2 separate regions of the Homo sapiens genome follow, and region 1 is linked to region 2. The links are chromatin loops, found by intact Hi-C in ENCODE. Cell type or tissue: endothelial cell of umbilical vein. All regions are shown on one strand. Links, peaks and the distances in the headings refer to the core of each region. The heading gives the core; the rest is flanking DNA.

The links. A loop is a pair of places that touch in the nucleus more often than their neighbours do. Peaks named below come from ENCODE experiments on the same cell type or tissue, not always from the same donor. Only the 100,000 strongest peaks of a DNase experiment are listed, where the experiment ranks them.
Region 1: it touches region 2 in a loop (3.0-fold over the local background); 9 of 110 quality-filtered maps call a loop at or near these places.

The regions. Positions count from the first base shown.
Region 1 is chr2:219,053,348-219,064,114 of GRCh38, forward strand. It overlaps IHH (Indian hedgehog signaling molecule), which reads right to left and starts at 7,574. Exons shown (of 3, transcript NM_002181.4): 1 at 6,806-7,574; 2 at 4,086-4,347; 3 at 1,077-2,518. The coding sequence starts at 7,120. The coding sequence ends at 1,860. It overlaps MIR3131 (microRNA 3131), which reads right to left and starts at 5,403; the gene lies at 5,341-5,403. LOC124906120 (a long non-coding RNA gene) reads left to right here and starts at 8,346. Exons shown (of 3, transcript XR_007088092.1): 1 at 8,346-10,767. In endothelial cell of umbilical vein, for the core only: a CTCF peak has its summit at 4,817 (motif pointing right); a DNase peak (open chromatin) is centred at 4,824; H3K27me3 peaks cover 1,779 bases.
Region 2 is chr2:219,217,551-219,220,050 of GRCh38, forward strand. ABCB6 (ATP binding cassette subfamily B member 6 (LAN blood group)) reads right to left here and starts at 1,408. Exons shown (of 19, transcript NM_005689.4): 1 at 575-1,408; 2 at 120-257. The coding sequence starts at 1,123. It overlaps ATG9A (autophagy related 9A), which reads right to left. Exons shown (of 16, transcript NM_001077198.3): 16 at 1,830-2,500. RefSeq lists an enhancer at 625-1,492 and a silencer at 738-847. In endothelial cell of umbilical vein, for the core only: no CTCF peak of the experiment used is centred there; DNase peaks (open chromatin) are centred at 461, 991 and 1,471; H3K4me3 peaks cover 1,384 bases; H3K27ac peaks cover 2,036 bases.

The DNA.
Region 1 (10,767 bases), core at 3,851-6,350, 160 kb before region 2:
CTGACTCACAAAACTCCTGAAAATTTTGTACCACTGGACCTAGAATCTCAGCTTATCTATAGCGAGTATAGAAAAACTTGCCTTGGGATGGAGAGATGGAGGGAAAGTAAAGAAGGGGGTCATGCTGTCTTGGCAGTAAACCAGGCCTCCTCTGGACTAAGCAGCAGTTCTTGAGTGTGGCCCATGGACCATCTGCCATGTTTGGGGTGTTTGCAAAACTAAGCTCCTGGGCTTTGCACTGGATCTATTAAAGTGGAATCCTGGGCCGGGCGTGGTGGCTCCTGCCTGTAATCCCAGCACTTTGGGAGGCTGAGGTGGGTGGATCACAAGGACATGAGATCGAGACCATCCTGGCTAACACGGTGAAACCCCGTCTCCAGTAAAAATACAAATAAAAATTAGCCAGGCATGGTGGCGTGTGCCTGTAGTCCCACCTACTCAGGAGGCTGAGGCAGGAGAATGGTGTGAACCCAGGAGGCAGAGATTGCAGTGAGCCAAGATTGCGCTACTGCACTCCAGCCTGGCCAATAGAGTAAGACTCTGTCTCAAAAAAAAAAAAAAAAAAAAAAGTGGAATCCTGGAAGTGGGGCCAGGAATCATCTTTAAACAAGCTTCCCAGGTGATCCTGACATTTGAGAACTGCTAGATTAGGGATCTCTGACCTGTCCGAGAAGTCAGAATAGCCCACAAGACAACGTGAATTTTACAGAATCTTTTCACACTGTGGTCCATTACCAACAGGGAAGAGTCAGAAGCCCAGGCCCTGAGAGCACAAGGGCATGGTTATAGATGAGTAAGGTGACCATGGACTAGTCAACTCTGTTCTCTCTCGGGTCCATCCTTGTTTGGGGTAAATGGTGAGGTCAGTGTGGGAAGGTCCTGCCCTGTGCAGAGCACAGCTCTCTGTAGGGGCTTTGCAGAGCTACTGGGTGGGAATGGACCTGCAGTGAGGGTGGGAGGCCTGGAGTTTTTGTCCTTGGAGGAAGGTGAGCCAGGCCTCTCCGAGGAGGGGAGAAAACCCTGGACACAACCTTCCAGGGCTCCAAACTATCTGTGAGCATCCTGGACTCTGTGGCTCTAACAACTTAAATAATTTTTATTACAAAAGGAAGAAAAGACCAAAACATCCCCAAAATTCTCCCATGGGCTTCCCCCTCCACTCCAATAAATAAGGTATGGGAGACTGACCGGCGGAGGGGGTGGGGATCATGGTTCAGCAGAAGGGGGAGCTTAGCCGGGGGGGTGGCAAGCACATCCAACCCACCTCCCCCAGTCCCCGGCACTACGGTCACATTGGCCAGAACACAGAACTCTGCCCACAGACAGCAACAGTCTCTGGATGTGTCTTGAGGAGTGTGGCCGGGGAGGAATGTCATACCTCAGAATGGCCGGGATGGCTGCCCCACCCCTGTGGCCTTCCCAGTTCTGGACAGCATCGGGTCCAGCCAGATCCATGCTGGCTCCCAGGGAATTTAGCAGCATCAACTGAGGCGCAAGCCCACCCAAAGGGGCCTAAGATGGATGGAATGGGCCCTCCCCAATGGGGGAGGCAGAGTATGAAAACTCGTAGTGAGAGCAGGCTGAGTTGGGAGTCGCCGTGCCAGCCTCAAGGTCTCTAGGAGAGAGGGGTCAACAACCATCCCCTCGCCAGCTCAGCTTGCAGCTCTATGACTACACCACGACGGGGGTGGGGGACGCTGGTGTTGCCCAGTCAAGTCTCAATGGTGTATCTTCATGGCAGAGGAGATGGCAGGAGCCAGTGTCCCCCAGCTCAGGTCCCTTCCAGGGCCAGCTCCCTCCTGGCTGAGAGGCTTCTGGACCCAGTACAGCAGTTCCAGGAGGGCAGCGGTGGAGTCCTTTCAGCTCCCTGCCCCGGACATGCCCAGTGGGTGGAAGCTGCCCTCTTCTAGCAGGAGACGCCCCAGGCGGTAGAGCAGCTGGGGGTACCAATGCACACCCTCCCCCGGAGTCCAGCTGCCCCATGCCAAGCTGTGAAAGAGTCTCAGGGGCCAGAAGGCCAACTGAGCCAGGTGGTGGTCAGCCACGGCCGCGAAGCAGGATGCCACCACATCCTCCACCACCAGTGTCCCATGCTTTGTGAGCGGGGCGTAGGCCCCGAGGGCCACGTGTGTAGAGACAGCTGCCACGCGGGCAGGCTGCAGGCCTGGCACCCCAGCCACCAGCACGTACTGGCCAGGCTGCACGTGGCTGGCAAATGTGGCCCGGAAGCGGGCTGCCGGCTCCGTGTGATTGTCAGCCGTAAAGAGCAGGTGAGCGGGTGTGAGTGCCAGGCGGCGTGGGGGGTCCTGAGTCTCGATGACCTGGAAGGCTCTCAGCCTGTGAGGCTCGCGGTCCAGGAAAATGAGCACATCGCTGAAGGTGGGGCTCCCATCCTCCCCCATGGCCAGCACACGGTCTCCCGGCCTCACGGCTGACAAGGCCACACGCGCCCCACTCTCCAGGCGTACCTGGGCTCCGGCAGGGAAGCAGCCGCCCGTCTTGGCTGCGGCCGAGTGCTCTGTGGGAGAAAGGGACATGAAGGTGTTACTGCTGTGCAGCTCAGCCTCCTGGTCACAACGACCCTCCCTTGGCCACCCCAGCCAGCCAGAGCTCCTCTTGCTCCCAGAGAGCCCCCGTCACCATATCCCAGCTCCTGCCCCCCACTTCCTATGCAGGCTTGAACCCATACTTCACTGCCCCCATCCCCTTACTCCAATGTGATCTTCTGTGACCCCCCTCCCCAGCCTAATACCTTGCCAAGGAGCATAGTGGGGCTCCAAGACCCAGTGGATGAGAAGGAAAGGGCTACCTCATGGAAGGGGGAGGTTGCTTAGCTCCTCCGAGGCCTAGATGTTCTGTTATTTCTCACCCCTTGCTCAGACACTTCCCAAAAATTGCCCTCTCAGGCTGACTCCCCAGGTTCTGTAACAGAGCTGGACCTTTGAATGTAGGGATGTGAGAGGAGCCCACCCAGTGGGGCAAAGGCAGACTCCTGGGCAGCCTCGGAGTGAATGTTTGGGTCAGGGGCAGGCCAGGGGCGAGGACACAGTCACCATCTTCAGTTCACATGCTGAGTCCCTGTGCAGGGACAGAACACTGCGGCATCAGCAGGTGAGCTGGAGAACAGTGTTTGGGGGTCAGGAGTAATGAATGGAAGTGGTTGTCGTGGGTCAATGTTTGCAGTGAAGGGTGGATGGGCCTTGCAGTAGACACAGTTGGCAGGGGAAGTATTGAGTGGAAGGTTCAGGGTGTGGTTGTGGGTCAGGGTAGGGTCAGGAATATCAAAATGTGGGCCTGGGCTCAGTGTGCGGGTCTATGAGAGTGCAACTATTACACGCTGCCAGTGTGAAAGGCTGAGCCGGCAGCCAGGTGGGGCTTGGCTGGGAGCCACACAGGAACCATTTGGAGCCTCCATGGCTGGGTTCAGTGTAGGTGACAGGGTGCTGACAAGACTTGAGGGAGGGGTGAGGCCCCAGTGCCTGCCAATTCTGATCAACAATGCGGCCAATCTGGGAAAATCCACTTTATTGAGTCCACTTTGTTTAGTCTGGCTCTCCTGGCTGGCTTTGCCCCAAAATGTCCAGCTTCAGGGCACAGGGGGAGAGGTTGGGGACGCCTGCGCCCCAGGGAGGGCTGACCTGCAGCTGGGTGGTGGGTTCTGAGCCTCTGGGCTCCTGGTCAGGCATGCAGGTGTCTGGGCATACCCCGGCTCCTGGCCCCACCACCCGCCTTGTTCTGTGCCAGGTGGGGTGGGGAGGCCTTGTCTGGCAGCCTGGCTTCCTCCATCTGTCCAGCTTGCTCTGTCTTGCACCTCCTGTGGCAGGCTCTGGACTGTGGGCCACCAGGTCAGCACCCAGCAGCCCTGGGACAGGGCCCTATCGCCCTAGGCTCCTACCATGACACTGCCAGGCATGGGATGAGCAGGCAGTCACGGTCAGGAGCAGCCTTGGAGAGCGCCGCTGATGTCCTCTTCCCCCGGATCCCTGCCTCCATCCCCGGGCGGGCTCTTCACCTTCTCGGCACTACTCCTCCTGCCCATGCCCTGCGGCCCCGGCCCCGGGCCCAGCCCCCCGGCGGCGGCTCACCGGACTTGACGGAGCAATGCACGTGGGCCTTTGACTCGTAATACACCCAGTCAAAGCCGGCCTCCACTGCCAAGCGCGCCAGCAGTCCATACTTATTGCGGTCGCGGTCTGATGTGGTGATGTCCACCGCGCGGCCCTCATAATGCAGGGACTCCTCTGAGTGGTGGCCGTCCTCGTCCCAGCCCTCGGTCACCCGCAGCTTCACACCGGGCCACTGGTTCATCACCGAGATAGCCAGCGAGTTCAGGCGGTCCTTGCAGCGCTGGGAGAGGAATGTGCGCGAAATCAACCAGAGCGAAATCAGCCGGAGGAGCCGGCCGAGGTGCAGGTGTAGGCGCAGCCTCGCCCAGAACTCTCCCGCCACACCCAAGGGAGCTGGAAGCCCGGGAGGGTGCTGTCCCTCTCCCTTAGGAACAGAGGGCCCTGAAGTGCTCCCTCCCTAGCATACAGCCGCCCCCGGGGATCTGGACCGCACGGCGGTATCACAAATCTGGAGGAGGCATGGAGGCAAGCGCCCTGGCGGCGCCTTCACTGGTAGGTGGAGGTCCCCTCTCTCCTGTGCTGTCTTCAGCTCCGGGTATCCATCCCTCCACAGACAGGACTACACCTTTCAGCGCCCGGTCCCTCTGTGCCTCCAAGGCAGGAGGGCCAGCCAGCGGCCGGGAGGGAGGAGTGGCAGCAGAGCCGACTGCCTGCGGCCGGCCTGCGAGGCGTGCAAGGCCCGAGGTGCCCAGTAGGTGTCACCGCAGCCTCAGGGCTGAGGCCTGGGGACGACAGGCTCTGGAGGCGCGGCAGGTGCAGAGCGTCTCGGTAGCTTCAGGGGGTGTGTTGGAGGGGAATCGCCGGCCTGCCTGGATCCCTCGAGCACCACCGAGGATTCCCGCCGGGACCCTCTTATAATCTTAAACCGGCCCACAACCCCGCCAGAGATGACAGGGCCAGGGAACCAGAAACCGGCGGATTAGCGCCAGGGCCGCCCAATGGGGGGCCACATGCAACGTCTTCCTCTGCAAGGCGCAAAAGGGGCTGACAATCCCAGACCTCCAGGACCTCTGCACCGGTGCCCCGCCCCTATACCGTAGGAAGGAACTCCATAAACCAAGCTTCTGATCTCAGGGAGCCAGCTCCACCATCCTCCTCACGTGGAGTTGGGGTAGAGCCGCGCCCTGGGGGAAGGACCGAAGCGGTCATCCTTGGTTGCTGCCTCCTGGTGTGCCTGGGTCCTGAGAGCCCAAGAGACTGTGCAGCTGACTCTGAGAAGAAGCTGGGGCCAGGGCCTTGGTCTGAGGGGAAAGGCCCTTCCACCAGTCCTCGACTCTGAGACTCTGAGATTCGAGGCGCCAACAAGTGTGGGCAGCCCAAGTCTCAACCTACCCCCACCCTGCAGAGCCCGGGCCTCACAGACCCTTGGACTCAGCCTTCCTAGGAGCCAATAGCAGCTACAACCCAGGGCCTCGCAGGTCCTCGCTGGTGCACAGCCTGGCTGGGGGTGCTTACTGCCCAGGGAGGGAGCTCCGCTTGCTCCTTCGTAGACCCTGCCGTCAGGCTTCTAGCCCCGCACCTATGCCCGCCTGCAGCCCTGGTTCCCCGCCTCTCTCCCTCACTGCCACCGCCCCCTCTCGGGTCCAGAGCCCGGGCGTGCGCTGTCAATGATTGCCCAGCCCGTGGCCCGGATCCTTATCTGCATTCCTCGGCGCCCGGCCCGGCCCGGCCACCAGCCAACCTTCGGCCCCGACACTGGCCGGCCAGCCCCGGCGCCAGGGTGCATGCTGAGGGCCCTGAGTCTAGCTGCTCTTCCCAACGGATCTAGAAAGCCAGGGGCCTGCTTTCAGGGGGAAGCCTCGGGAGACCCCGAAGGAAGGGGGTGAAGGTCTCTCCCCTCGCGGACCTGGCTGCTGGGAAGGAATTTGCGCCTCTAAGCTTGGGTGGAGCGCGGGTCCTACTCCAGCATGCAGAGACTAGCGTCAGCCCTGGTCCCTGCCTCCCTCGGCATCTCAGCCCCTCTTTTCCACTCCTTCCCGTCCCCACCACCAAGCCCAGGAATCCCCTAAGCTCAGTCCCAGAGCCCGAAGGCCCCAATAACCCACCCTTCCACCGCAGTAGCACCCCTCAGCTCTCCGGACAGACACGTGGGCTCGCTGGGCAGGTTCCTTTTCCCACCTCCGCCTCCCGATTCAACTCTTCCTCGCTGTTCTTAACCCCAGACCCAGCCGGGACGCTGCTCCTGGAAGGGGCAGCCCGTAGAACCAAGAGCGCACAGGGAGGAAAGGCCGTGGTGACCCTACGCACCCAGAGATTCTTTGCCTCAGGGGTGCCGAAAAGTTTCAAAATGAAAGGGGCACAGCTGTGCAGAAGGTTAGGCCGGGAGGGACTGCGTGGGTCCTGGAGGCGCAGGAGGCAGCCGGGTAGAGGTACCTCCGGGTGCAGCGTCTGGCTGAGCTGCCAGTACTTTGGGGCAGAGGAGCCGCCGCCAACCTGCTGGGCTGTGGGGCTTGGCAGCGGGGAGCTCTTCTAGCAGTCTCCTCCGGGCTTGGGGATGCCGACACTCCTGCCTGGACCCCTGGCCAGCCCATCTTGGGCAGGAGGCAGCGGGGCTTGGCGAGAGGGGCAGGTGCCAGGGAGCGTGCCAGCCAGTCGAGAAAATGTGCCAGGGGGTGGGTAGGGCCGGGCAGGTGGCCGTGCTTCGGTGGCGGCGCGCTGGTAGGGCGGATCGCGCTCACCTGGGTCATGAGGCGGTCGGCGCCTGTGTTCTCCTCGTCCTTGAAGATGATGTCTGGATTGTAATTGGGGGTGAGCTCCTTGAAGCGCTCGGAGCTGCGAGCGATCTTGCCTTCATAGCGTCCGCTGGCGCCCAGGGTCTTCTCGGGCACATTGGGGCTGAACTGCTTGTAGGCGAGCGGCACGAGTTTGCGTGGCGGTCGCCGGCGGCTGCCCACCACCCGACCCGGCCCGCAGCCCCATGCCGCCGGCACCACCAGCAGCAGCAACAGGACCAGGCAGAAGTGCAGTCGGGGCCGGAGCCGGGCGGGAGACATGGCCGGGGAGCCCGGGGGAGCGGCGGGCGAGGTCTCCTGGTGGGCTGATGGGCAGGCGCGTCGACGGGAGCGCTGCGGGGGCTCAGGCGTCCGGGTGGCTCCGGGGGGCTCCAGGCGGGGGCGCCATGGGCGGCGTGGTGCGGCCAGGGCCGGCGGGACTCAAGTGCGGGGCGGGGGCCCAGGGCCCGAGCTGGTGGCGGCGCGCTGTCCCCCTCGGCGCCTCGACTCTGAGCTGCCGGGCTCGCCGGCCGCCAATAAATAGGCCGGCCCGTTTGTTTTGGCAACGCGGCGGCGGCGGGGGGCGGCGGGCGGCGGGGCTGCGGGCCGCCGGGCTGGGCTGGGCTGGCCGGGCCGGCGGGCTGCAGGGCCCCGCGGTTAGCACCCCGGCCCGGCGGTCAGGCGGCTCGGGCGGAGCGGGAGCTGCTGCCGTCTGCGGCGCAGCCCGGGGCCGAGTGAGAGGGGAAATGGAAGAGATCCGGGCTCGGGCCCCGCGCAGACCGCACCCTACCCATGTCCCTGCCTCCTGTGCGCTCGACAGCGAACCTGCAGCAAGGGCAGCACAGCCTCCTCCCCCTCGGGCGGGCGGCCCCGGCACTAGCCAGCCCTCGTCCCGCTCGCGCCTCCGCCGCGCGTCCGCCCGCCCGCTGCCCTCTGCGCCCCCTGCGCTGCCCGAGTTTGCCCTCCCCGCCTGGACGCGCCCCACCCCGCCCTGGCCTCGCCTACCGGCTCTTCGCGGCTCTGGGGTGCCCCGCCAGGCGCAAACCTCCCGGACAGGAGCTGCCACCCCCACGGAGACCGCAACCCACGGCGCGGCCGGACGCGAGGGGCGGGGGGCAGTGGCCGGACCGCACAGCCGCCTACGGTGTCCCCTGCGGGGAAGCAAACCCAAAAGGCAGGAGGCCACTCATAACCTGGTGCCCCACCCTGGCCCGGGCGACGCGCCCTTTCAGCTTGGTGGAGCTGGGTTCTGTATCAACCTGGTGCACATCCCACAGCCTGCCTGTCGGTGTCAAACTGGGGATGGGGAGTCTAGCCTTTTGAAGAGTCAAATAGGGGGTTTTAAGTTGGAAACACTGTTGAAAGTGACAATATGAAGTTGCAAAGGGATAGGTCAATATGCAGAGAAGGGTAGCTAAAATGGTGACGTCAACAGAATACCGAGGAACCCCGACTGACCATGTTAAAGAGGGGCAGCAAAGATCTCAGTAACGGGGGCTTGGTATGAATGCCAAAATGATGCAAAGCCACCGGAACTGCTAAATAATTACTTGGTTCTATATTACACATCTAAAAGAGCAGAGAATATGTAGAAACAACTAGGAACGTGAACATGTGTTATGTGTTTTTATATGACATTCGAGAAAGCTGAATGAATTAGGATCCCTTCTGCCAAAACAAGTAAAGGCAAGTGTGTTAAAAAGCAAACAAAAAACATCACCACCACAACACCAAACTATATGATTTGACTGTAATAGATTCTACAAATCCAATAAAGGTAGAAATGAAAAGATGAGAAATAAAAAGACTTAAAAATTCTCACTCAAATGCTATTAATACAATAGGTACCATTTTATTGGTACTTATATTCCTGAACATGGTAGTTATTAGATATTATTGTACTATGTCTTCTACTTGCATTATCTAATTTAAACTCGAAACGGCCAAAGGAGCTATTACTGTCCACATTTTACGAATGAAGATATTGAAGTTCAGAGAAGATGAACAACTTGCTAGTGGCTGAAAAGCAGGGATTGAAGCCCATGACTCTGGCCCAGCCCCAGTTTTTGCCCATGCAGGTGCATTGTCCCTCTGTGCAGGACCAGTCCACTCAACACCACTGGGTTCGGGGCTGAAGTAGCTGTTCACAGATTTACTCACACTCTCTGGATCGGTTTTATAAACACAAATTCAGGATTGGATGAGACTCAAGAGAGTGCTTAATCTAAGCGCTTGATATTACAGAAAAGGAAACTGAGGCCCACAGAAAGAAATTTAGGATTGCTCCACTAGGAGTGGAGTGGTGCCTGCAATGTGGAAACAAAATGGATCGCCTCCTTTCCTCCCCTTTGCCCGCACCTTCTCCCCACCCCGCATGTTCTCTCTTGCATTAGCATTCAGATTCTGTTTCCTAGTCAAAGATGAATGTTGCTTCTTTTCCCTGAAAGCCTTCCAAGTGCTTTAACTTGTATTTTCCAGGGCTCAAGAACTATCTCTGCGATATTCTCCATCCCCTTTCCCTCCTGCCCCTCTACCTCAGATTTCTGGAACAGGGTCAGTACCTCTCACAAACCAAACAGGGGCTCTCTGTTTTTATGGAGTTCCATGAAAGAAAATTCCATAGGCTTCTGCGGTCACCTATCCCACTGTTTAATAATATTCTTCTAGAGAAATTTCGCCTTAAATTTAATCTATCTCCCTCCCTCTCTAATGCAAATTCAACTCGTTCCTCTTTTTCTGGCCTTAGGGATTAGGGCCATTATCCTGCTGATTATCCTTCATGCATTGTCTTGAAGAGTTGTTAAATTGCTTTCAATCTTCTTTTCTCCAAGTAAAAGACAATTTCTTTAAGTTCTCTCAGAGGTTCTAATTTATAACCATTTATTAGCTTTTCCATTCTTCCTCTCATTTCTCCTCTCTCAGACTGTAATTCTAACCTATTAAATACAAATCTGGTAAAGATCTGATCCATGTCAAATAAGTTTTTATGCTATAAGTACTCCCATAGCTTGCCATCAGGTGTGCCTCTGCAGCAGAGCCACCTCGTTGGTTGAGACTGGGCTTCACCAAGACCAGACCCTCCTCTGCCAGGCTAATTTAGGAACAGTGATTAGGGTGTGTGCTGGAGAAGCAGAGGGAGACCAGCGTGTATCAAGTCTTTTCTCTCTGCCAGGTGCTTTACACAATTAGTAAAATCTCCACAATAATCCTCTGTGCATGACATTATTCTCATTTTACAAATTTATAACTCCAAGATCTAGATGCCAAGTAACTTGCCTGGGGTCCCAGAGCTAAAATTTGAACCCAGAGCTTTTGCACTCCAAAGCTATACTCTTTTCTCAGGACATAATGGTGCTCCAAGATCTGAATCTCAAATTTGGGTCAACATCAGTCCAACCTCCTTCAGTGGAGGAAGGATGGAGACTGGGAGCACCATAATTTCTACAGCAGTGACCTGGAGCACTTTAAATCCAACCTGGGGCCTCAGTATCCGGGTCATTTCTTGGCTGCCTATGTTCTTAGCTGTTCAGTAGGTGTTGGGTGGCTTTTAAACTGGGCTAGTAGCTCCTTAGACCTATCAAACAAGGCCTGGTTCTTTTTCTGATCATTGCCAGCCTCTGTCAGCAGTATTAAAATTGGACGGGGGCAGAGTATGCCACTATGGAAGCTCCAGTGGCATACAGCCTGGGACATGTGACCTCATTATCAGGAGAGAGATGCAGTGATCGAGCCTCACTGGGCTCGACCCTCCTGGGCCTGCTGGTAAAATCACTTTCTTCTTTCACCTTTAGATCTCTTCTATCCTTCAATCAGCTCTATTTTGAAGAGAACAAATTATCTATTGCTTTGGATAATATGATTAATTTTTTGTTTAGAAAAGTGAAAGTTAAAAAAATAGGTTAGAAATGGAGGGAAATACATAATAGAAC
Region 2 (2,500 bases), core at 1-2,500:
GGAGAATCGCTTGAACCCGGGAGGTGGAGGTTGCAGTGAGCTGAGATCACGCCACTGCACTCCAGCCTGGTGACAGAGCAAGACTCCGTCTCCAAAAAAAAAAAGAAACTGAGGTGTACCTGGCTCCTTTCCACATCTTGGTCCTCTTCATGAACCTGCAATGTATAGGACTGGGGACGAAGTCCAGGGGCCCAGAGACCCAGGACAAACAGCCCTCCAGAGACCACATACCGCAGCACCCACAGGCTAAACTGAACCTAGAATGAAATATAAGTGGAGAGAGTATCATTGAGGATAAAATTTCATTGTATTACTACTTATAATAGGGCCGGGGACTGGTGTCATGAACACATTCAGCACTTACAGGCTTAAAAAAAAAAAAAAAAGCAAAACCACAGTGACTCAGCAAAGACACACCCCACCAGCTGGCTATCAGCTCCCGGCAGGACTCAGCCCCTCCCTTCTCCCTTTGCTTAGAGGCATCCTAAAGCCTGGAAGCAGTGTGACTGGACATGCAGTGCTTTCTCCCAAGCCCGGCCAGCAGAGGCTTCCCCCTTCCCACAGAGTCCCTCACCTGCTGGCCCAAGTCTGCCCTTGCCCACCACCACTGTGGGCTGTTCCAAGACACCAGGGCCAAGTTCTCAGCTGCAAACGCCACAGTCCAGAGGAGCAGGAGACCAGGGCTGTGCCTGAACTTGATCCAGATGCCCATTGCCAGACGCTGCCGTGCCTGGCTCCGCTCCACGACAAGCAGCCACAGGCCACAGGCGCCGGCCAGACTCTCCAGCACGGAGGCCAGAAGTAGATAGCTTGGCAGTGGGGCCCCCCGGGCAGTGCCCACCCGGCCAGCCAGGCCGGCCAGGGGCAGCGCCGCCTGAAGTGTGGCCAGAAGCAGCTGCAGCACGTAGGGAGAGATGCGAGGGCCGGCCCCCCAAGACAGCGAATCAGCACCAGCGGGCCGCTCCCGGCGTCTGCAGGGAAGAGCCAGCACCAAGGCCAGAGTCCCCAGAGCCATCCGCGTCGAGGGCACGAGCGTGAAGAAGAAGCAGGGACTCAGGCCATCCTGCATCCAGGCCGGACCCACGGGCCCTTCGGCCTCGCAGTAGTTGCCCACAGTCACCATGGCAATGCGTGGACGCCGGCCGAGGCTGCGGGCACTGCGGGACCGGAGGCCGGGACTGGTCACTCGGAGAGGGGCGCGGACATCCGGGTGCCTTGGCTCACGTAGCCGCTGGGCGCCAAGCTGCGGGGGTCCCGGGAAGGGACGCACGTGGACCAGGCCTCACCGCCCACTCCCCTAGCGCACGCGCCGCCGCCACGCACTCACGCAGGGCACGTACGCCGTCTCAGCACGGCCCCGCTGGCTCTGGGCCCGGGACCCTCCTGCCAACTGCAGGCCCACGGGAATGCTCGGTGTTGGACTCGCACCGCGCTCCACGGCTGTAGCCCCGCCCACAGCCCCTACCCACGGCTCCCATTGGCCAAATGTCTCCGAGGGGGGAGCGGGGGGAATGGTGCAGGCAACGAATGCAAATTAGAGAAGCAGAGCCGGCTTGGTCACGTGCCCAGGGCGGGAAATCTGACGACCAGGCCGAGCTGGAAACCTCCACGGAATCGTGGCTCGGGGCTGGAAACAGACCTCACGGAATCCTGGCTCGGGGCAGGACACAGACCTCCACGGAACTGTGGGTCGGAAGCTGCCCTTCCGCCAGCCGCCTTGCTCAGCGTATCTGAGCGACGGCCTAAACATACTTTCTTCTAGACCCCGGCAGAGTCCCCATCCCATTTCTCTTGTTCCCAGGATTCTAGCCGCGCGAGACAACAAGAAGTCTGGTCAAACTCCCTTTTTATTAAGGGTTATCAAGCTGTACACGGTCCCTACCCTGCTCCGCTCCGAGTTCGGGCAGCGCAATTCACCACTCTCCCAAAGCCGGACCACAGCTGGGTGAGGGGTGGGACAGAGAGTAGGAGCAGTCCCAGCATGCAGTGCAGCAGCCCAAAGCCTCGGGCGAGGCATCGCCCTTCATCCCCCTTCAGGGCACAGCGAGATGCGGGCCAGAGCTCTTTTGCTGGGACGCACACAGCCAAGGTCACCCTCCAGCCCGGTCTGTCCCATGTGCAGGTGATGGGGGGTACGATAAGCAGCAATGAGGGCCCAGGAAGACCTCAGTCTCCTGGGGGCCCATCCTAAAAGATGGCAAGGGCAGCAAAGTATTTCCATCCTGCTCCTACAATTTAGAAACCTTCTTTTTTAGTGTCAAAATATAGCGTTGAGGGGAGCTGGACGCTAGGGTCTTCACCCTAACGCAAAGCAAAAGCCGAACGGAACGGGAGCAAGCGAACAGAACAGGAGCAAGCAGCACACACAGGCCAGTGATGTGCAAGAAGCGGAGAGAGGTGAGCCGGCTGCAGCACTGGGCGAGAACTGCGGGTGAGGTAAGGGCCACAGCCTGACCTGCTCATCTATTGAGGGGGCTAGGGAAGGTTGCAGGGGTTGAGG